2 separate regions of the Homo sapiens genome follow, and region 2 is linked to region 1. The links are chromatin loops, found by intact Hi-C in ENCODE. Cell type or tissue: heart left ventricle. All regions are shown on one strand. Each heading gives the region's core, and the rest is flanking DNA. Links, peaks and the distances in the headings are about the cores only.

Region 1 (12,195 bases), core at 6,501-9,000:
TCAGGAGGCTGAGGCCCGAGACTCGTTTGAATCCAGGAGGTAGAGGTTGCAATGAGCTGAGATCACACCACTGCACTCCAGCCTGGGTGACAGAATGAGACCCCGTATTAAAAAAAAAAAAAAAAATTACTCTTATCCTTTCTTCTCAGGATGGAAGGCATGAGGATACTGGCTAAGCTTCTTCATTAAAGTTAACAATCTTAAAATAGAAGCAGCTCTGCAATCTCATAGTAATCTTTTTGGTCTTTGCAGTTTATCCACTTAAAAAGTGGAAGAGACAAACACAAGGCAATTCTTTTTTTTTTTTTTGAGATGGAGTTTCGCTCTTGCTGCCCAAGCTAGAGTGCAATGGCACAATCTCGGCTCACTGCAACCTCCGCCTCCTGGGTTCAAGTGATTCTCCTGCCTCAGCTTCCCGAGTGGCTGGGATCACAGGCATGTGCCACCACGCCCAGCTAATTTTGTATTCTTAGTAGACACAAGATTTCTCCATGTTGGTCAGGCTGGTCTTGAACTCCCAACCTCAGGTGATCCACCCACCTCGGCCTACCAAAGTGCTGGGATTACAGGTGTGAACCACCGTGCCCAGCCACAAGGCAATTCTTAAAAGGGTGTGATTACTGCAGAATATTCTGGAAGGATGGATGATTTCCCAGCCTTTGCTCATGTTATTCCCTTTACTGGATCTTCGCACCAAGCCCAGCTGTTGCTGCCATGTATGTTTTGCAAATGGAGTGCTCAGCTGGCTCGTTTCCCTTCAGCATGTGGCCAGCGCGTGGTCCACAGGCCTGATAGATCTTTTCTAGCCACACTTGAGCTCTGCCTGCCCCCACAGCTTCCCTCATTTTGCTACTGTATAATTAACATTTCTCCCCTTGAGAAGATGTATGTCCAGTTCCTACAAAGACTTCACAGAGGTGGCCCCACACTCAATGAGCTGACTCTAACTTAACCAGGTTAACTTGGCACTCACATTCCCACACTCAATGAGCTGATTCTCACTTAACCAGGTTAACGTGGCACTCTGACATTATCAAGTCCATTGTATGTATGACATCAGTCTTCTTACTGGAGAAGAGCACTTTGAGCTGGTCTCTGTGATCTCATGACTCCTCACAACTCTGCCGTGAGCATATCACTCCCACTTTATGGGTGAGAAATCTGAGGCTCACGGAGGTTATGCAACTTACCCAAAGGCGCTACTAGGAATGGAGAAGCAAGGATTCAAATCAGGCTGCCTGTTGGCTAAAACTATGTTCTTTTCAGGACGTCATTTAATTCCACATTACGGCTTCAAAATAAAACACTCCCTACTTACCCACTTGAGGTTATTTTAAAGAGACATAGAGTAGAATCCATCCTCTTTTATGGTTTTTTTTTTTTTTTTTTGAATGTCAAACTTAGATTTAGATCTCCTGAGCTTTTTTCCTTAACTTTGCTTTTTATCCTTACTGGCTTCCCAGTGTTTAGAAGATGAAAGTAAAGAATTATTAAACATAGGAAGGAGCCACTTCCTAAGGCTATTCCAAAGATAGCAAAATAAATCTCACACTCAAAAAGCAGAGAGAGAGATAAAGGTGGCAGGGGGTGGTGGTGGGGGAAGAACTGAAGTAATAAACTGAAGAACAGTAAAACAATCAGTGCAAACTATTCCTGTGTCACTCCTCACAAGATAGTCTTTGCAATCTTCTCAATGCAAAGATGACAACCTACACGAAAGACGCCAGGGGAGCAGCTTTAATGTACTGCATTTGTAAGACACCTGGCTATGAGTTTGACTCTTGATCTTTCCAACAATTTAGACTCACAACACAAAGAGAAGCCATCAAAGAGTAGAGTGTAAAAAACTACAGGCACTATGGCAAACACTTTGGGGGAAGGAATTTTTTATTTTCAACACAAAACAATTACTTTCGTCAATGATAATGGAGAAGGAACTTTCATGAATAACTCCAAATAGTGGACACCCTGGCTGTCATTTATTTTTGGTTCTAGAATATCTTCTTAGAGTTTATGACTTTCATAATTAAGTCTAGGTAAGGCTAATAAGACTAACTTCAGTTTCTGCAATTGGAAGTCTCACTCCTTGAGAAAAGGAGAAAAAGAAAGGTAATCGGGAAGCCTGGTGAGGCTGGACCTGAAGGATGCACAGGCTGGGGACAAGGTAAGAGTAACCCTGACTCTCTTCTCTTTAATTCCTGAGGGAGGATGTCGTTACCATGTTGGAACTTGGAAGTGACAATTTTGAATCCTCTGAGTTGCTCAGCATTCCAAATACCCACTGCCAATTGCTTTTCAAATGCAGTGAATGACATGAAAAAAATTGGATACTAGAACTATAAACCAGTGTCACTTTCCAGGAGAAAGGGTGGCCCATATATTACAACTAAAAACTAGAACAGCATAAATACCCCAATGTGGAAACATGGCAAACAAACAGTGGTGTCTTGATGCAATTGTGAGGAAGGGACTATATGGAGCAAAGATGAATTAAAAAAAAAAAACAACAGAATTTAAAATCCTGCGCCCAGATGTAAAACTATACTTGTATAATCTATGAGGAAGGGGCTACAGTTTATTAATAGTGCCTGGGGGTTCAGTGGCTTTTCAGCTGTTATTTTATGTTGTCGTTGAGATTGAGTGTTTCTGGTTGGATTTTAAAATTGAGATGACCGTACTCGCTCTGGCAGCACCTATACTAAAACTGGAATGATTAGCATGGCCCCTGCATGAGAATGACATGTAAATTCATGAAGCATTCCATTTTTTTTTTTTTCAACATTTTTACAGACACTCGGGACTACTGGGAGTGGGGAGGAACAAGGGGTGAAAAACAAACTATTGGGTACTATGCTCACTACCTGGGTGACGAGAGCAATCGTATCCCAAACCCCGGCATCACATAACCATGTAGCAAACCTGCACATGTACCCCCAAATATAAAATAAAAGTTGAAATTATAAAAATAAAATAAAAGAAAAATAAAATTGAGATAACCGAAGAGATCATTTAAAAAACACAAACCCATTGTAAGTGCTTGCAGGCTTTGCTCCTACCTGTATCCATCTCATCCACATTGCTGAGGAAGTCCTCCGGAGTTGTGGGGACACTGTAGCACCCTAACCCCAGGCCACTGTCAGTGCTCTGCTCCCTCGAATGATATGGCCCTCTGCAAAGCAAAAGATGAAGAAACTTCAATATGAGCCCACTAAATAAATCTCAAAATTAAAACACAGTCACAAAAGCTCTAAACTAGTGCAGTTGTGCCATGCTGCCCAACTTTCCAGGTTAGGGAGGAAGGAAAGTTTTAATTTTGAAATACATACCCTCATGAAAATGAAAATAATCATGTGTGGCCATTCACAGTAAATTGACATTGATTTCCTTTTCACCTCAAAATAACCATTTGAACATTCTTCAACATACAGAGTATGACACCATTTATGTAAAACTTTAAAAAAAAAAAACAAAAACTATGTTGAATATTGCTTATGGATACATACACTAACGGGCAGTAAGGGGTATAAAAGTCTGTGTGATGGACACACGCCAGTTTCTGAATAGTGGCTACCACTGGGGACAGAAGGGAAAAGAAACGAGATTTCAGTGGTGGGGGGATGGCTTCAAATATTAATTGTAATATTTTATTTGTTAAAAAGTAAGATTAAATAAAACTATGGCAAATCTGGGTAGTGGGTACATGGGTAATTCATGTTATTCTTTGTACTTCTCTGTGTTTCAAATACTTTAAAATCAACAATTTAAAACCTCCATTAATTATTATTTCAGCTACTATTTGTTTTTATCTCTATCTTTAATAATGTTCATAATTGTATTGTTTGTTTGCCAGACGTCTCTGCAAGGGCAGAATAAAAGGCACAGGAAATACAGAATTGCCCTTTTTATTTGATTTAAAAACTACTTCTGCTCATGAAGATATTTCTGGCTAAATTCTCTTTCCCTTTTGCTCCTTTGTTTTAATTACTTTTTAAATTGTGAAATTATTTTAAACTCACATAGAAGACGCAACAAGAGTACAGAGCGTTCCCATGTACCCTTCACCAGCTTCCCCAGTGATAACATCTTACATAACCATAGTGCAATTACCAAAATCAGAAATCTGACACTGTAGAATATTATTTACTAAACTATAGATCTTATTCACATTTCACCCTGAACATCATCTCTTTTCTTTTCTTTCTTTTTTTTTTTTTTGAGATGGAGTTTCACTCTTGTTGCCAAGGCTGGAGTGCAATGGTGCAATCTCGGCTCACTGCAACCTCCGCCTCCCAGGTTCAAGCAATTCTCAGCCTCCCGAGTAGCTGGGATTACAGGCATGCACCACCATGCCCTGCTAATTTTGTATTTTTAGAAGAGACAGGGTTTCTCCATGTTGGTCAGGCTGGTCTCGAACTCCCAACCTCAGGTGATCTGCCCACCTCGGCCTCCCAAAGTGCTGGGATTATAGGCATGAGCCACCATGCCTGGCCGAACATAATCTCTTAATTGTTCTGTTCTCAATTTGCCATATGGCATGCTTTTATCCCCTGTTGGTTACATAAAACCAGAAGATTCTTCCAAGTATAAGTACTAGACGACACCATCATGTTTAAAAATATAAGTTCATGCCCATTTTCAAATTCTTGACTAGGGGTTTACTCTACGTCCTATCACCAATTTTTTAATTTGGAAATTTTTTAACAGGCAGATGATTTCCCCTGCTTTTCTTTTTTCTGCCAGCTCCTCCCACTTCCTCCCTTTATTCTCACCCTCAACCCTCAAGCTCCCCACCTCTTCCCAATGTAAACAAAGATCCTATTATAGTCTAGATCACATAATAAAGAGAATAAAAATAAGTGGCCCCCAAATATTAACTTACCCATTGAGGAAAGGATCTGAGCTATTATTAGTGATGGATCTCATGTCTGGGGTCATCGTGGGTGGGTTGACAGCAGCCTGAACTGGGGCAAGAGTCTCAGCTTCCATGGGGAGCTGTCGACAGAGGGCAGCTTCCTACAGTCAGAATGGGAAGCAAGAGTCATGCACTCATTGTCACAAGGCATGGAGCAAAGTGTACTTCACATCAAAACTTTTCACCAAATACAAAGCACTGTGTATTTACTCCCAGCAAGTCAAAATCACCAGGCAACCATTAGTATTCTTTCTCCGAAGAAAGTCTTACAGACATAAGTCACTTCACATTCACAAAGTTAATGGGAAGCTCAGCTATTATTTGATCTAAGGGCACTTAATGTTGCAATCATCCCACCCATGCAATTATTTAAACACCCAAATCATAGAAAGCCCTCTCAAAACACTTTGTCAGAGACAAGGCTTTTTCTATCTCAGGTTCTCAAACCAAATCTACATCAATCAAAGCAATCAGACTCCTCTGGACTATAAAGTACATTCTGGTCTTTGCCACTTACAGGCCAGTAAAACTGTGGAATTACAGAGTCCAGGCTCTACATTAAATTGCATCTGGCAGTTTTATGTTTACAGACAGGAAAGCAAAACAATGAGTTGAAAGTTTACTTTAAAAAGTCAATCAGTGGCCAGGGGTGGTGGCTCACGTCCATAATCCCAGCACTTTGGGAGGTCGAGGTGGGCGGATCACTGGAGCCCACAAGTTCGAGACCAGCCTGCAACATGGTGAAACCCTGTCTCTACAAAAAATACAAAAATTAGTTGGGTGTGGTGCTACTTGGGAGGCTGAGGCAGGAGGAGCCCTGTGCCTGGGAGGTTGAGACTAAAGTGAGCAGAGATCACGACACTGTACTCCAGCCTGGGTGACAGAGTGAGACGCTGTCTCAAAAAAAACAAAAAAACAAAAAAGTCAATCTATTTGACTACTTTGTTGACTAAAATGCTGAAGGTTGGGGAACCATGTAGATCCAATCCAAATCCCACAGACAAGTAACTGTTTCACAGCATATGGATTTCATTAGCAGAAACAAATAATACAAGCATTATTTTATAAAAGCTAGCATTACATTGCTAAGAAGAGTCTATCCAAAAGGCTACAAATTTACTGACTGCAACTACTTTCTCTAGGTATAATCTCCAGGAGTCTCTCCATCTTGACAAACATAACCAGACATCAAATTCCTTTCAAATTTGCTGATGTTTCCAGAGAATACTTTTGTATGTTTACATTTGCATCCCAAACCAAGGTTAGGCCTTTCCCCATATTTATGCCTATCAGTTTCCCACTTTCCATGCTGAAGTCATTGGTCTCACTGTCCCTCAAACCCTAAAACCATGGCTACAATGGCAAACAGAACATTTAGGACTTCTAAATTACAGTATCTTCGTTAGATCTCTTCCAGCCCTAACATGATGTGACTTTAGAGGGTAGCTGCTGTCTAGACAAGTCCTAGTGAAGTCATCGGCTATAAAAATTTTCAGTTACTAGAGTTGGTTGCACTGTTACAAACCATGAGAGACCTGATTGATTTAAAAAAAAACTGTATTGTTAACTTATACTGAAATAAATCTAGCTGGAAAGGGTCTTTGGCTCACTTCTGTTCATCTAGATTGCAAATAATCAAATACTTAACTAACAAATTTTATTCAGGAATCTACAAAAAGCAAACCAAAAACTGGAGATTTTTTTGGTAAAAAGTGATTTTCATCATCTAAATCTTGGAAGTGCCTTCTGAATAAACCTAGAAAAATCAAATTATTTTCTGATAGTTGTTTTTAACATGGCAGGCAGGGTGCATTAGAAACCTTATTATCCAACCAAAGTTTTCCTGAAAGCCTCAGAAGGAACAACAGGGATTGAATCTGGCATAAAAAGCCTGAGTCCCACCAGTCCCCATCCCTCAAGCACACTCATACACCCTGAGCCACAGTTTGAAAAAATGTATCTCATCAATGGTAAATTTCTAATACTTTATTAACCATAAATGCAAGAATCTTTTGACTCATAACCCTCATTATCCAAAAACATGAACTTTACTAGAATATTCCATTTTTCAACCATTCTGAATAAATGTGGGAGTTTACCTCTAAACAAATACACTTTTAATTTAAAAGTTGATGAGATGGCTGCATTCCTTTGTATTGAAAAAACTTTATCAACATATGTCTTAAGAATACAAGTTGAGGCCGGGCGGTGGCTCACACCTGTAATCCCAGCACTTTGGGAGGCTGAGGCGGGTGGATCACGAGGTCAGGAGATCAAGACCACCCTGGCTAACAAGGTGAAACCCTGTCTCTACTAAAAATACAAAATATTAGCCGGGTGTGGTGGCATGCACCTGTGGTCCCAGATACTCAGGAGGCTGAGGCAGGAAAATCACTTGAATTTGGGGAGGCGGAGGTTGCATTGAGCCGAGATTGCACCACCATACTCCAGCCTGGGCGACAAAGCGAGACTCTGTCTCAAAAAAAGAAAAAAAAAATACAAGTTGAATCTGCAATTTCCAGGAGTTCTAAATTTATATATGGTAAGAATCATTTCTGGAACTTCATGGGATAAAAAAATACACTATATATAACACACATGAATTGTTATCTGTAATAATATATAAAATTATAAGAACAAATATCAAAAATTAGATATAAAATAAATAGTTCTAAACTTTCCTATTAATTTAAATTACTCCTAGCTATTTCCAGTAAATAAAACATAAAATAATGCTTGTGTGTGTCTAAATATATAAATAAAATATATAAATAAAATTTAAAGGATTATTTATGATAACCAAAGCTGAAAAACCTATACTATATTGGAGGAAATGTTTCACTGTGCCATTTCACATTTGTTCCATCTGTTCTAAATCAAAGAGAACAGAAGCTCTAGTCTCCAGCACTGATGTTTCCCTAACTACCCTGAAGACTTAATCACCAAGTCATCCTAAGGGCAAATGCCGCCTTCTGTCTGTAGGGGGCTCACAGTATCATTTTCTACCTTCAACTGACTAACAAATAAGAGAAAAATCAGAAAGGGTGTTGAATGTACCCGGAATGATTGCTTTTTTTTTTTTTTGAGATGGAGTCTCACTCTCTCAGCCAGGCTGGAGTGCAGTGGCGTGATCTCAGCTCACTGCAACCTTCACCTACCGGGTTCAAGCAAGTCTTGTGCCTCAGCCTCCCGAGTAGCTGGGACTACAGGCATGTGCCACCACGCCCAGCTAATTTTTGTATTTTTAGTGGAGATATGGTTGCGCCATGTTGCCCATGCTGGTCTCGAACTCCTGGCCTCAAATGATCTGCCCACCTTGGCCTCCCAAAGTGCTGGGATTACAGGCGTGAGCCACTGCACCCGGCCTGAATAATAGCTTTGAAATATAAATTAGGCCAGTCTGAGTTAGAAAGTTATTATTTATAATAGGACACTTTGTCTAAGATTATTCCAAAATCATTCTTAGGTCACAAGTTATTCCACATAGCAGCCAAAGTGAAGCTCACGTGACCCCCTGCTCTAAAGCGACCTGCTTCTTGTTCCACCTGGATGGTAAATAGAGGCAGGTCCTCACTGCAGACCACCACACCCTGCATAACAGCCCTGGCCACCCTTTCCTCCCATGTCTCTGATGTGCTCCCCTCCTTCACCCCCTTCCAGTCTCCTGGTTTCTCTGCTGCTCCTCCCACCTCCTGCACCTGCGCCAACTGTTCTATCTGCTTGCAAGGTGTTCCTCGAGTCTTCCTAAAGCTTATTCCCTCACTTAACGCCTGCCTCCTACAGACGCCATCTCTTCAGAGATGCTCCTACCTCACCCCTGTCTAAAATGGCCTCACCCCTGTCATTTTCTGTCTCTTAATCTGCATTAATTTTCTTCAGTGCAACTTAAGTTTTCATTCTCTGTCTTTCCTACTAGAATGTAAGCTCCACGAGGGAAGGGGCCTTGTTTGTCATGTTCACTCCTGTACCCAACTACCTTAACAGTGCTAGGCATACAGTGGGTACTTGGAAATATAAACTAAGAACATGCAATCTCACCTCAGCCACAAATATGAGAGAAATAATAGCCTATTGTATACAACCCAACTAGCCAGGTGCAGGCTCCATCCTCAAGAAATGGTCCTGCTGCACTCTTTCCTGCTCCTCACATAGGATGAACAGGAGGGCCGAGTGGCCAGGAGCTAGATGCTTGAATTGGAAACCTGGTCCTGCTATCTAACAGAAAGTTATTTAACCCTCTGTTCTTCATTTGTAAAGTGGGGATAATAAGAGCACCCACCCAAGAAGGCTGCTGTGATGATAAAACGGGATAACACTACAAGGTGCTTAGAACAGTGCCAGGCACTCAAGATCACATAATAAATACTGAAGGAATTATTATTATTTCATTTTCTGAATTCCAATCTCAAAAAAAACAAAATAAACAATTTTAAAAGTCACACTGTCATGTGGAACTGATCCACTTTAAGTGGTGAGAGGTTTCTTCCTGGTCAACTTTCACCTTGGAGGGATTAAACCAAAGTGTGAAATTCATCATAATGGTCACCAAGGCTAAGAAAACAATTTTTTTTAAACAAGGAGAGGTTTATAAACCATTTTTATATAACATAAAATTTGTTCGAATATAAATGGAAAGTAGTGAGATGTTTTACTTCACTTAAATTTTATAATACGAGTTCTATATTTAGAACTTTAAAAATTCTAGCCTTTTTTTGAATGAAAATACTTCCCTATTCCAACTCATGAACTGAAAGAGAAAAAGAAACTGTACAAAACCCGAGGTCTGAAAATAAAAGGGCTAACCTCACCAACATGTTGCCATCCAAACAGGGGAGGGTTTTGTTTTAAACTAAATTTAGGTATAAAATTAAAGCCCAGACCCAGTAGGATTTGGACTGCCACATGACATCCACTACCCTTGCGTGGGTAAAAATGAAAGGCAAACGTCTGACTTAGACCAAACAGCAGCAGTCAAAATGGATGAAACTAAAGCAGCTGAAGCAAAGACAAAGACAGGCACTGGATGAAGTAAGCTTCCATGGAAACAGAGGGGTGACAGTTGGTCAAGGCTGGCTGAGGGCATAACTCAAGGCCTCTGCCGCTGAGCATCGGTGGTGCAGCTGCCTTCACTCAGCACCCCTTCCTTCCTCTGCTCCCTCTAGTCGAGGCAGGAAAACAAACGCTAAGCTGGCTTGTCACTCATTTCCCACTGTGCTCCAGTTAAACATGTATATTCACAGATCCCTTCCAGGGTCCCCTCTGTGTCCACCCTGCCCTCCAAACAAACCTTCAGTTTCCTAGACCAAGCTCAAAACCTGCTTTCTGTCTCAAGAAGCAGGTCATCATTGCTTCTCTAGCTAGTCCAACTGACCTCTTCCTCCAATCAACCTTCAAGTGCAAGGCTGCATCCAGGTCCCTACCCAACACTTTATCTTACTGAAATCTTTTCAAAGAGTGACCAGAGACCAATCAGGATAGAGAGGGGTCAGGGCATCACATCCTATGAAGAAGAGTGGGGCTATTTAACCACAGGGGAAGACTAGAAGGGCACACAGTGGCTCTCAAATTATTAATGAACTGTCACAGGAAAGAAGGAAGATCTCTTCTAGCCTAGATTTGAGGCAGATACGATGAAGGGCTTTCTAGTTACTTATCAGTTCAGGGCAGGAACTGCCTTCTTCTCAATTCTCCAGGCTATTAGCCACCGGATTTCTGAAACAGTAGTTGGGGTTTAAGTTGGGGTCCAGAGCTTGGCACCGAAAAGGCAGCATGGCACAAGAGCAAAACTGTCTTTGGAACCAGAAAGATTGGAGTTCAAATCCCAGTTCAGTTACTACATGTTGTGGCATCTTGAACTAAATTCTTAACCTTTCTTGACAGTTTGTTCACCTGAAAAAAAAAAGGTGGTTTATAAGACTGATCTTGCTGGGATGCTATAAAGATTAGAAAGCGTACTTATAATGGACCTGGCACATTGACGCAGTTAACAGAACAAGCTGCTGATAGTGTTAAATGGTGTGGGAGGCAGAGATACTAGCTAAAAATTGCATATTGCTTACTGTGTGTGAAACACTGTTCTAAGCCCTTTAACATGTTATTTCCCATCCTGGCTAACATGGTGAAACCTTGTTTCTACTAAAGATACAAAAAAATTAGCCGGGCATGGTGGCATGTGCCTGTAGTCCCAGCTACTTGGGAGGCTGAGGCAGGAGAATTGCTTGAACCCAGGAGGCGGAGGTTGCAGTGAGCCAAGATAGTGCCACTGCACTCCAGTGTGGGTAACAGAATGAGACTCTGTCTAAAAAAAAAGAAAGAAAAAGAAAAGAAAAGAAAAGAAAAACGTGTTATTTCATCTCTTCCTCGTGACAACCCAATTGTCTCCATTTTACAGATGAGGAAACTGAGGCTCAGAGTTAAGAGTGTGGCAAAGTCTCAGTGTGGCAGAGAAAGAAAAGTTGAGGGTTGAGGTTGACAGACCTCAAATTGTCAACCCTTTCACCTGCTGGCTGTGAGAACTGGGCAAGTTACTTCACTTTTCCGAGCCTGTTTTCCCAGCAATAAAATAGAAAGACCAACCCCTCTACCTCAGACAGTTCAGAGGAAATTTAATGAAACAGCCGATTTAACTTTCCTGAACATAGTTTTCCTCCCTGAACAGGGCAACAGAATGAACTGGATGTATTCAATGATAGTTTTCAACGTATATGAGTGGAGCTCATGTCCTAGGAATTCACAACCCATCAAGCAAAGTTACAAGTTCCAATTTCAAGGGCACTTTTCAGAAGGAAAGCTCTCCCTGCTGACCCTGACCCAACCCTCCTCCAACAAATTTATTTTTGTCTATGTCCAAGCTTGGGGTGGAAAGACTTGCAAAATAAGGGCTCAAGAATCTCTTGGTGAGTTTGTGGTCAACTATCTAGCTCTCTGAAGTGAGTAATTATTTATGGGCTAAAAAATACCCTTTCCTAGCAGCTGGAGGACGGGTGATGTGTAAAATAGCTGAAGAAGTAAGGATGTGAAAGACAAATGATTATTTGTGAGCTGAAGGTGTCCCAGGAAGCAAACCTCAAACCTCCTCTCCTTCTAGGTCCTTGGCCTGCAGCTTGCCTGTGGAATAAACCAACAGAGGAGGTGAGAAAGTAAACGGCAGCTGAAAGCATCTGCAGCTCTGTCCCGCCTTGGCTGAGGGAACACTCTGCCAGCCAGCTCCTGCCCTCACCAGAATGCACTTCAAAAGGGAAACAAATGACAATCAGCTCTTCAGAGGCTGCTCTGCTTGATTT
Region 2 (12,195 bases), core at 4,842-7,341, 240 kb after region 1:
AAGGGAAAAGTCGCTTGTAAATCTATATTTCTAACTGTAAAATTTGCATCAAATAATACCTCATAAGTAATGGATGGGATCTGAGCTCTAATCAGAGAGTTGTGTACCTTAAACATCTAATTCCGATACACTTTCTTATCTCTTTAGATGTGCTAAGGATTACCTTTTAACTCACTGTAAATATTAATGTCAATTCTAGCACCCTGTCCAATACAGATCTCACCCCATATGTGTATCTTGCCTAGTCAGTCAATTCAAGTCTTTAATCATTCAATTTGTCATTAATGTGTTCCTTTCTTTCTTCCCATTTTCATTACCATTTAGTTTTCTATGACACTTTTTATGTCTCCCTCCCATATTTCAGTTTTCTCTCTTTCCCCTCTAATTACAATTAATGTTTTATTAGCTTTAGAAGAAGAAGAGGAAGACAAAGAAGTGGAAGAGGAGGAAAAAGAAGAAGCATTAGCAGGCTAGGCACAGTGGTTCATGCCTGTAATCCCAGCACTTTGGGAGGCCAAGGTGGGAGGATCGCTTGAGCCCAGGAGTTTGAGACCAACCTGGGCAACATGGTGAGTCCTCATCTCTACAGAAAAAAAAAATCAATCAGATATAGTGGCATGTGCCTGTAGTCCCAGCTACTTGGAAGGCTGAGATGGGAGAATTGCTTGAGCCTAGGAATTCAAGAATGCAATGAGCTGTGATAGCACCACTGCACTCCAGCCTGAGCAACAGAACGAGACCCTGTCTCAAACAAAAAGAAAAAAGAAAAGCAGCAGCAGCAGCAGCAGCAGCAGCAGCAGCAGCAGCAGCAGCAGCAGCAGCAGCAGCAGCAAGGGACCTTGAGAATTGATACAATTCTTTCTACTGTGTTTCTTTCCCTCCTGAAAGTTTGAGGAGTAAAGTACTGCACAGATTGGATTGGCCAATAATATTAATTCATTTTGTCCTAGTGATGAGGCTAAGATGAGGTCCTTGAAGCTGGGTATTGATGCACTGGAACAACTTGTATTACTTTCAGTGGCATAGTAGGGCATTATGGACCATTCCTTATCCTGGACCTGCCTTATAAAAGCTTTGCTGTTTGTATGTTTAAGGGGAGAACATTACCTTGCCACAGCTAAGCAGTAGATTGCGTTCTCCCATGGAGTCTTCCCACTGTGCTCTAAGAAAGATGAGAAGGAGGACTTCAGTAAAAAGTCAGCACTGGGTGTTGCATAGAAAAACGATGGATGTGAATATCCCACTCTTGAAACTGGAGGGAGGGGGACTTGGGGAAGATATGTGTTTTTTATGAGCTTTTCTTTTTTCCTAGCTGTGGCAGTAATTTTTTTCTGATTTTGTTGTTGATGTTTTTGTAATTCAGAGAATGAACTTGCATTCACCAGTGGATGAAATTTGAGGGCTTGTTTTCTTGTGTCCGGCTGTGAAATTGCCAAAGGATTGACAGGTTTGCTGCTTGCAGTTTGTTTGCTGAGAGATGGTAGCTTGAGCACGATGCTTTGTGAGTCGCTGTTCCCAGCCTTATGCCAGCTCTTGGAGGTCATTTTTGGTTTGGTGAAACCATCCACCATCACAGTGTCTCCAACTTTTGCCCCAAAGACCCTTGCTCCACAAAACTGGCTTTTATGAAGACTGTGACTCTGAGCTCTGAGGATCCATTGTTTTATTTTAATATAAATCCTCATTGGGACTGAAATTTTTGGAAAAGAAACTGTGGACCACATTTTACTGAGCAAATATAATACACAGTCTTTATGCTTGTGTTTGAACACAATGGTCAGGGGAGTTTGTCCTGCTGCATTTTTGCATTCCAGGCACAGCACACTGTAGTTGACAAAGGCCTTCAGAATCAACAGTTGGCCTGCTTCTGCGGCTGCATGAATGGGGCATTTAGAGACATCTGCATGAAGGGCTTCATGGCACCATGCTCGATAGGGGTGAACACCGACTGCCTCGTGGGGCCGCGCACCCTGCTTCAGGGCCCATTCAGTGAGTTCAATGTACCCACAAAAAGCAGCAATGTACAGGGCTACCCTTTTCTGATACCTAAATGAGTGAAACAAGTGGGGAGGGGGTGTTTAGAAAATCAGCAAACAGACAAATGTAGTTACACTAAATGCTCATGAAATATTCTAGTTGAATGTTTATTTCTTCTTAACTTTTACCTTAAAATATTTTTAGAAAAGGCATATAGTGACATACAGGTTAAACTGCACAAGTCCTGCTTATACACATTATCCTACTATGCACGTGTAAATAGTTTCCTTGAAGTGGTCATCTTTCTTATAAAAATTAAATCCTCGAAAAATATCATGCATGGGGAAATACAAGGAGCTTTTAAGTCTGATCATGTACATTCTCTGAGCTATTAGATTTTATTTAAAGATGAAGTCAAGTATAGATGGTCAAGCACATGAACACTAGAGTTAAATTGTTACAATTCAATACCCAGTTCTGCCCTTGCTATTTGTGTGACATGGGGCAGGTTTTCTTCCTCCATCCCCCCTCCCCAGACAGAGTCTTGCTCTGTTGCTCAGGCTGGAGTGCAGTGATGCAATCTTGGCTCACTGCAACCTCCACCTCCCGAGTTGAAGCAATTATCCTGCCTCAGCCTCCTCAGTAGTTGGGATTACAGGTGCGAGCCACCACACCTGGCTAATTTTTGTATTTTTTGTAGAAACAGGAATTTCGCTACGTTGGCCACGCTGGTGTCGAACTCCTGACCTCAAGTGATCTGCCCACCTTGGCCTCCCAAAGTAATGGGATTACAGGTGTGAACCACTGTGCCCAGCCAACATGGGGCAGGTTTTCTGATCTTAGTTTCCTCATGTGTAAAATAAGATTAAAAAGTGTCCGCCTCATCAAATTGTTACAAGCATAAAATGAGGTAATAAATATAACACAGTGTCTGCCGTAAAGTATTAAATAAATATACACTATTAAAAGTAACAAAGCAACACAGCTATTTCTTTGGATGCAGAACATGGAAAAAGAAATATCACTACCCCACAATAGAAATTAGTATAAAATATTAGAATATTTTATAAAATTGTAAAATCTGCTCTTCTAATCCATCACTTCACAGAGCCTCAGACCTCCTGGTGTGTTGGCTTCTGCAAAACATGATTAAATCACCCATGAGGGGGCACTTTTCTAAAGTACTATTAAACCTACAGATTAGTGCAATTTATGTATTTGAGAAGCTGATGGCTGTATTAACACATTAAAATGACCGCCTGCCTCTCTGAACCAACCCTCCTCCTGCCCCAGCTATACCCGTTACACTTTATGTATAGCAAAAGTGTGAATGCTGGTAATAAATGCAGTTTGAAAAATTACATGTGAGCTTAGGAAGACGTGGCCAATGTTTTCAGCCAATTAACAAGTGTTTTCTTAAAGAATAACTGAATGTGAAATTGGCAAGATACAGACGTCCTTTGACTTATTATAGAGTTACGTCTTGATAAAAACCATCATACGCTGAAAGTATCATAAGTCTAAAATGCATTTAATACACCTAATCTACTGAACATCAAATCTTAGTCTAGCCTACCTTAATTAGCATACAGTTGGGCAAAATCATCTAACACAAAGCCTATATTATAATGTACTGTTGAATATATCCTATAATTTATTGAATGCTGTACTGAAAATGAAAAAGAATTGTTTTATGGGCACTGGAAGTTTGGTTTCTACTGAATTAATATCACTTTTACACCATTGTAAGTTGAAAAATCTAAGTTGAACCATCATAAGTTGTGGACTGTCTGTATTTATTCTGATAGTCTTTAAAAATGTTGCTGAAAGTCTCATATCTAAACCAAATCGAAGTCACCCATTTAATCACCATTTAATGACCTTTGAACAACATGAGTTTGAACTGTCAGGGTTCAGTTTGGGGATTTTCTTCCACCTCTGCCACACCTGAGACAGCAAGACAAACCCCTTCTCCTCTTTCTCCCCCTCAGCCTTATTCAACCTGAAGATTGAAGACCTTTATAATGATCCACATCCACTTAATGACTAGGAAATATATTTTCTTTTCCTTATGATTTTCTTAATATTTTCTTTTCTGTAGCTTACTTTATTGTAAGAATATGGTATATAATACATATACACAACGTGTTAATTGACTGTGTTATCAGTAAGGCTTCTGGTCAATGGTAGGCTATTAGTAGCTAAGTTTTGGGGAAGTCAAAAGTTATATGGGAATTTTCAACTGTATGGGGAGTTGGCATCCCTAACCCCTGCATTGTTCAAAGGTTAATTGTAGTTAGTATTTCCTGAGGAAAGTCTACCTGAATCGCAAGACTATCAGTCCTGATGGCATCCCTGCTGTTTTGTTCCAACAAATATGTCAATAATAATATTTGGTTGAGACATACTAAGTGGAACTGGCATAGAGCAGCACCCCAGCTGTAGAGTGAGTGAATTGCAGGCTCAAGGTATGATGGAAGTTTAGTAAAAATCACAGCACTTGCTAAGTTAATTTAAAATTAATTTCTCATACTTGAGTACTGGTCCTTCTTTTGATAAGTAGCGTTGGACTTTAAGTTTTTGTCCAAGGAGACAACCCATCAGAAATTCCTTCCATCCATCCCAGACATCCAAGCGAAGTGTTGTGCCTGTGGATCAAGAGAGGTGGTTTATGGTTCCAGTCCAGCAGTGTGGTTTGACAATCCATAAAACTTCTAATGGTAGCTTTCCCCAAACAGAGGCTTAGCTAGATGCAAAATGAAAAATAACCTTGGAACAAGGAGACAGGGATGGTATTTTTAGCATAGGCCATTATTGGCTTGGAAAAGCTGTTTGGCATCTGTGTATTACCATTTTCTCATCTGCTCAATGATGGCGTATAGCACTGAAGTATTTTTTTGCAGCTATCTTAAAACAGTCTTGTGGAGATTGACTCAATGCTGCTGTATATATTACCATGTAAACTGAAGCCATTATATTGGAAGAGGAAACTAAGGAACCTGTGGCAGGACAAACAGTCTTCTGGGGCCTTTAGCTTATGAGTGGGCTGTGAGGGAGTGGAAAGATGCTCACCAGCTAATTTGCTTGTTCTATCCTTTATGAAACAGGAGCTGTTCTCCGTTACAAACATTAAAGTAATTCACTGCTGCTGGAGAACTTATCACTTGCTTCTCCAAAGTCTACCCTTTCTGTGATACCACATTCCTTTTATCCTTCAGGCTGGTGTTTCCCAGGGATCTTTCCTCAGCCTTCCGTTCTTCTCAATTTACGCAAGTTCCCTGGGGATTAAACCCAGCCTTCTCCCTATGTGAACCAACCTAGCTCACTTACCTCTCTTCACTCTGCTTCATTCATTTATTATGGCCACCTTGACCTTTCACCTGTCCTCACACCAAGTCTACTCCCATCTCAGGACCTAATGACTTACAATTTTTTGATTGAAAGGATCTTCATCAGATTTTCACAGGACTGTGTCCTTTTTATTCAGTTTTCACTTCAACCATAGCTAAAGCAATCTCTGCCATCACTACCTCCTCACCTTCATTACTTTGTATCCCATGACTTTATTTTAACTTGTTTATTGCCCCTGTCATCAGTATTTGAAATCATTTTATTTGCTTGAAGATTTTTTTTTCATGCTCCCATTAAGAAGAAAATTCCTTCACGACTTGCCGTATAGCCTGACACTTGGTAGGTGCTCACTAAATACTTGATAGCTGATTAATTGTCAATCTTAGTGGCGATGATAGCTTCATTGACCACCCAGGTGTCACTCATTCCCAAGTCCCAATCTCCAGCCCAGCCTCTGCTCCAGCTCCAGACTCCCCCTGCTGGCGATATTACCAAAGAAGGGATTGCACTACAACCCCATCATTCTAAAAGACCACTCATTATCTTTCACCCAACCTGCTTTTTCTCCTGCATTTTTTTTTCTCAGTGAGTGGTACATCTATTTTGCTACCTAAGCCATATATTAGAGAGTTTTCCTCCATCCTTCCTTTTTTTTTTTTTTTTTTTAGACGGAGTCTTTCTCTGTCACCCAGGCTGGGGTGCAGTGGCACAATCTTGGCTCACTGCAACCTCTGCCTCCCAGGCTCAAGTGATTCTCCTGCCTCACCCTCTCAAGTAGCTGGATTACAGGCCACCATGCTCAGCTAAATTTTTTTGTATGTTTAGTAGAGAAGGGGTTTCACCATGTTGGTCAGGCTAATCTCGAACTCCTAACTTCAAACGATCCATCCGCCTTGGCCTCCCACAGTGCTGGAATTACAGGTGTGAGCCATTGCGCCCGGCATCCTTCTCATTTTTTCATGTCCTACATCTAAACGGTTGCTTAGGCCTGACAGGTTTACCTGATCAATATTGAAGAACTCTGTTTCCTTGCCTCCATCTCAACCAGTCCTGCCCTATTTCAGGCCTAGGTAATCTTTCACCTAAATCTACTTTGAGAAGCTCCCAGCAGCCTTCCCTTCTTTATTCAGGTCTCTGCTCAATGTTGTCTTCTTTTCTGACCAGCTATCTAAATAGCCTCCCATCAGTTTACTGCATCATTCTTTATTCCATTATCCTGCCTTCTTTTACTTCGTAGCTCTTAACCTCTGCTTAAAATGAGATATTTTTCTGTTTGCTTGATGGTGTTTGCCTCCTCCACTGAGATCCAAGCTTCAGGAGGGTGGGGACACTGCCACTGTGCCTGCTTTCCACAGTGGTCCCTGGCTTATGGTGGACACTCAGTAAGTATTTGTTGAATGAAGTTCTGCTGGACTCCCAAACTTCTTCTGGCCATGCTCTGCCCTCCTAACCGAGCAGGTTGGCCTGCACTTCCCTGTGCACACCAGGCTGTTTCTGGCCTTGGTGGTGTCTAAACTGTGCTTATCTTTGTTGGCTGAGATTTCAGAACACCAGTAATCTTAGAATCACAGAAAGGTGAAGATAGATCTTAAAAGACCAGCCCACTCAGCAGCCCCCTTTTATAGACTAGGAAGCTGAGGTTCAGAGACACATGAATTGCCTGAGGCTTCTCAGCCAGCTGGGAATTTCCAGAATTCCCTGGAATGTGTCTTTAGGATTCTTTCTAATTCCTAGAGAGTCTCCCCCTTTCAGTTGCCTTTCTCTTTCTTTCCTTTCTGCTTCCCCTCTCTTTTCCTTCTTGCCTCCTCTGTACACGAACACGACAAAGGATATCTCCCTGCCAGTCCCTCCCTTATTGGACATTCTATGTTATAACCTGTAATCTTGAAATGGGGCTCTTCCTCTGTTACTCCTTACTCTGGTTTGGATTTCTTGACCTTGGACTTGCTATTCTTTGTGAGTTGATTCCTATTTGCATACTTGTTTACTCACAGGCCTGACCTGCGTTACTACCCTCATCCCCCTCACCTGCCTCGATCCTCATAACTCGGGCCTCAGCTAGAAGAGTTTACTCTCCTTGCTGGAGAATTCTGGAATTATTCTGTAGACATAAAGTAGTGGTCCTGCAGCTATTCTGTAGAAATACCTTGATAAACATTTTCCAAAATACGGACCATACTTGCTACACTAGGTTAATTTTCTCTAAAGCTTCATGCTGCACTTAAACTTTCTCATAAAATGTTTAATTCTCATGCACTGGAAACAAAGGACTTTAAACACTGCTCCAAGTGCATTTATTTTATCTCCTGCTGAAATGATCTATGTTTTTAGTTTATTGTGAAAATCACTCCCAAATGAGCAGTAGAAAGCTTTAGCCTGGCCCCATACCGCAGCCTCCTTAGTCCTCCACAGCCGAGGCTACACAGTCTCCATTTGAAGGACCAGCCAGCCCCAGGTCCAGAGAACAACCTTAATTCCCGTAGGAGGGAATTTATTAAGATTTAGGCCAGGGTCCCAGTGCAGTGGCTCACACCTGTATTCCCAGCACTTTGGGTGGGAGGATTGCTTGAGGCCAGGAGTTTACCAGCCTGAGCAACACAGCGAGACCCCATCTCTACAAAAACTGAAAAAGATGTAGGTCAGTAACTCAGAGGGTTGGTAGGAAGTCAGTGTTCCTGTTCATCCTGGTCAGATATTCTAGTCACTTCTGTTCCTCCTGAGCAAGTCCCCACTTTGTGCCCTATATTGTGAATCCCAATATTCTACCCCACTTTTTGGGTTTAAGACTAAGATTTCATTTCTGAATTTCCTACTCTAAATCCTAATCTCTGGGGTTAGATTTCTGTCACGTTGTCAGAGCCTCGATGTCAACATCAGCTTATCTAGTTTCCTGCCTCTTTTGTCATTCATTCATTCATTCATTCACTACCTTGGTGCTGTGGTTCACTCACAAGGTCCCTGATGGATCTCCCTGAGGATCACCCTCTGCCTTCCTCGGCCTTACCGACTGACAGCTGCAGACTGACCTGCCTATTCCAGGCCTTCCACCAGAAGGACTTATATGAGGCTAACCTTCCCCTGCTGGATGTCTATAGATGGGATTTTCCTGGCCTACCTGTTCTCCAGATGATTGCCTATCCTCAGAGTCTCAGCTCTCTCTAGCCCTCCTGCCTACTGCTGAATGAGACCTGATTCTGAAAACTACAGAGAGGACCGTACGATTTAAATCTCCTTAACATTGGTGGGGCACCTCCATCAGGCCCTGTATTTTATTTCATTTTAATTCCCTGTCTAGTAGCAAATATTACGGGTGTTATAACCATCAGTTCAGTTCCTTGCAATGAAACAGTCCTGATAATGCTCAGCTTTTGAATATCCAGAGAATTTCTAAGCAAGTCAGCCAGCACTGTTTATTAGATTTTCCTTTCACCCCTGTTGCTTTGTAATGCCCTCTTTGTCAGATGTTAAATTCCTTCATAAGCCTAGGAATTCTGTTGGGAAATAGAAATTTACTTGAAAAACGCTATATTGCTCCAGAAAATACAACTAAAACCTATTACTGAAGAGAGAGGAAAACTAATAAGCTTTAGGGCCCCTCACTACCTTCTATAGAGCCTGCTAATTTTCTTGTCTTAGTTTTGGATTTTTAAAAAGAGGGCCCACAAAATTGTATTAACTTTACAAAACCTGGATCTGTCCATTCTGTGCTTGCAAACGTATCTACTATGCCTAGGCCACACAGGACAGCAGATGGGAGCAACAGTGCCTATTTAGGCAATCATCTTCAACCTTGCCACATGTGGCCCCTGACTCCCAAGTTTCTGGATTCCTCGTTCATACCCCGGGAGTCAACACATGCCTATCTGATTTGGACTTTTTCTTCCTGAATATGGAAATTGTTTCTCTGGTTTGAGCTTCCTGTGATGGAAGAAACAAAATAAAACATTGATTAGAACTTAAAGGCCATCAATAAAAGCATACTGGTTTGGCAGTATAAATTGTTGGAAAGAACCCAGTCCTGGGTGTATGATTATCATTTATTAGCAGTGTAATCTTGATCAGATCACTTAACTTCTCTGAACTTCAGTTTTCTCATCAATAAAAGGAATTAAAATAGCACCATAGGTCTCCATGAGCCTAAAGGTTAGTAAAAGGACCCTGGAGCCAGCTCAGATTTCAGGATCTGAGCTGACACAACCCTGCTCCTGGAATGGTTTCTCAGGTGCAATGTGCCCAGGCAGCCATGAATATATCCTATGAGGTGTTTATAGTGAAGAGTACCAATTGGTATCATCTGTAAAGAAAGGCATTAATTCATTCACTCATTTGTTTAGGTACTCCTTGTTTCAGAAAGGATGAATGCCAGTTTATGAATATATGTGAAATAAAAACAGAATAACAAGCAGATAAGCATGTGGATCAGAAAGAGGAAAGCAAAAGCCAGGGCAGTGATTTCAGAGCTAGAAGCAGGTCTAAAATGAGCATCTGGTACCATACAGGTTGACGTAAGACTAGGTGTGTGTGTGCGTGTGTGTGTGTGTGCATGTATATGTATGTATTGGACCTGTGTGATATGTCACTAAGCCTCAAGTCACAAAATCACACATATTAAGATATACTTATCATGATAGATTTATGATAAGTTAGTCATTAGATATTCTACCACCAGAATTCCCTTATCCCTTCATTACTCATCTTCTTCTTAATCCCTAAAATCTTTCTTTCTCCATCTCCTTTATTAAAGCTGCTCTCTCTAAGCCCACCAAAGACCTTTAAAGCAAATCCAAAGCTTTTTTATCTCAGAATTGTCTTTGGACTTTTACCAGCATCTTGAAAACAGTCTCATCATCTGTTACAATACAAAGTTCCAGTTCTCCTCCTGACTCTGACAGCTTTCCATGTCTCATTTTTTGACTCTTCCGTGTGCTTGCCTTGACCTCAGCATGTCCTGAGTGCCAGCCATTGGCCCTTAAGACATTCCTCTCTATATTTACTCTCTGAGGAATGTACCCCTCATAGGGCTTGGTCTCCACCTACATGGGCAGGATCAGTATCTGCTAACCCAAACCATCACTCAAGCACTAGCACCATGTTTGCAGTAAAGGGAAATTAGAAGACTTCAGTTGTACTTACAGCTTTGCCACTAACTGACCAGCTGAGTAACTTTTTTAAAAAAAAGTACTCTCTGAGTTTCCTCATATCTAAAGCTTAAAACCCAGAAAATAGCTCCTTTCCTCAATTTCCCCACCACTGTCCTAGTGTGAGAGCTTTGATTCTTTCCTCTACTTAAATGTGATCTAGGGCCAGGTGCAGTAGCTCACTCCTGTAATCCCAGCACTTTGGGAGGCCAAGGTGGGTGGATCACTTGAGGTCAGGAGTTTGAGACCAGCCTGGCCAACATGGTGAAACCCTGTCTCTATAAAAAATACACACACACACACACACACAAATTAGCCAGGCATGGTGGGATGCACCTGTAGTCCCAGCTACTCAGGAGGCTGAGGTGAGAGAATCACTCAAATCCAGGAGGCAGCGGTTGCAGTAAGCTGAGGTTGTGCCACTGCATTCCAGCCTGGGTGATGGAGTGAGACCCTGTCTCAAAAAAAAAAAAGTGATCTAGCATGATGTTCTGTCCTGTTCTGCCTTCTGTGTTTCACAGATTTGTCTCTTCCACTGCTAATGGACCTAATTAATACTGGGATTATCAAACATGCCAGTTAGTGTATCACCCTGCCTGCAGGCTTTCCTCACTCCTTTCTATATTTCATATTGCTTGCTACCAGATTAAACCTCTCCTAAAACACTCCTGTTCTAGGCCGGGTGTGGTGGCTCACGCCTGTAATCCCAGCACTTTGGGAGGCCAAGGCGGGCAGATCAGAAGATCAGGAGATGGAGACCATCCTGGCCAACAGGGTGAAACCCCGTCTCTACTAAAATACAAAACATTAGCTGGGAGTGGTGGCGCGTGCCTGTAGTCCCAGCTACTCAGGAGGCTGAGGCAGGGGAATCGCTTGAACCTGGGAGGCGGAGGTCGCAGTAAGCTGAGGTCGTGCCACTGCACTCTAACCTGGCAACAGGCAAGACTGTGACTCAAAAACAAACAACAACAACAACAACAACAACAAAAAAACACTCCTGTTCCAGAAGGTGCATGGCTCTAGCTGCAGCCACAGCAAGGCTGAGCTCTGTTCCCTCACCTTAAGACCCTCCTCCTTCTGCCCTTGGCTGTGTTTCCCAGTGCTCTCAGCAAGGTTCCTCCGCTCTGCAGAACAGTCTCCTGCTTTCTGTCCCTCCCTGGAATGTCTTCCCTTCCTCCTCTCAGATGATCCATGGTTCCCACATCTGTGTGTGCTCCAGCCCCACTTTCTCCAGAATGCCTTCCCTACATGCCTTCAGCCTGCATTGAGCTGATTTACTGGATTTTAACTGAGTGTGTATACATGTCTCATTTCTATCACTTTACTGTAAACACCCAGAGTGCAGAGGCAGCTTTGCAAATGTTTGTATGAGCTAGTATGTACAGTGATTAATTGAGCTACTTAAATCTTTGATTTTCAACCTGGACATGACTGCTTCTCCAAACTCTTCTGATTTTCCACTGCCTGTGGAAAAGGGGCCAAGGTTCAACTCCTGATAGCAGCAGGGATGATTCATTGGCTAGAAAGAGAGGTCCTGTAAGAGAAGCTGATCAAGGACTCTTTTTACCTTCTAGTTTTAAAAAAGGTGAGCTGGCTGCTTGAGGAATACTAGTTATGCTTTAGGTAAAGGTATGAAGCATATGAAGCAGGCCAAATGGCCCTTCCTCCCTTCCCTTTGAGGTTCTTCTTTCCTTGCCTCTCCTCTGATGCTCTGTGTCCTCATGGTGGC

Evidence for each region. Hi-C counts contacts between places; a loop is a spot of excess contacts. Peaks named below come from ENCODE experiments on the same cell type or tissue, not always from the same donor. Only the 100,000 strongest peaks of a DNase experiment are listed, where the experiment ranks them.
Region 2: it touches region 1 in a loop (2.8-fold over the local background); 2 of 110 quality-filtered maps call a loop at or near these places.

What each region holds. Positions count from the first base shown.
Region 1 is chr3:149,522,957-149,535,151 of GRCh38, forward strand. WWTR1 (WW domain containing transcription regulator 1) reads right to left here. Exons shown (of 7, transcript NM_015472.6): 5 at 4,880-5,013; 6 at 3,057-3,169. It also overlaps the pseudogene RNU6-1098P. Among named protein-coding and RNA genes, the nearest start is that of TM4SF4, 54 kb to the left of the region's middle. In heart left ventricle, for the core only: a CTCF peak has its summit at 7,889; no DNase peak of the experiment used is centred there.
Region 2 is chr3:149,766,050-149,778,244 of GRCh38, forward strand. ANKUB1 (ankyrin repeat and ubiquitin domain containing 1) reads right to left here. Exons shown (of 6, transcript NM_001144960.3): 4 at 4,511-4,625; 5 at 1,108-2,046. Among named protein-coding and RNA genes, the nearest start is that of COMMD2, 20 kb to the left of the region's middle. In heart left ventricle, for the core only: a CTCF peak has its summit at 5,808 (motif pointing left); no DNase peak of the experiment used is centred there.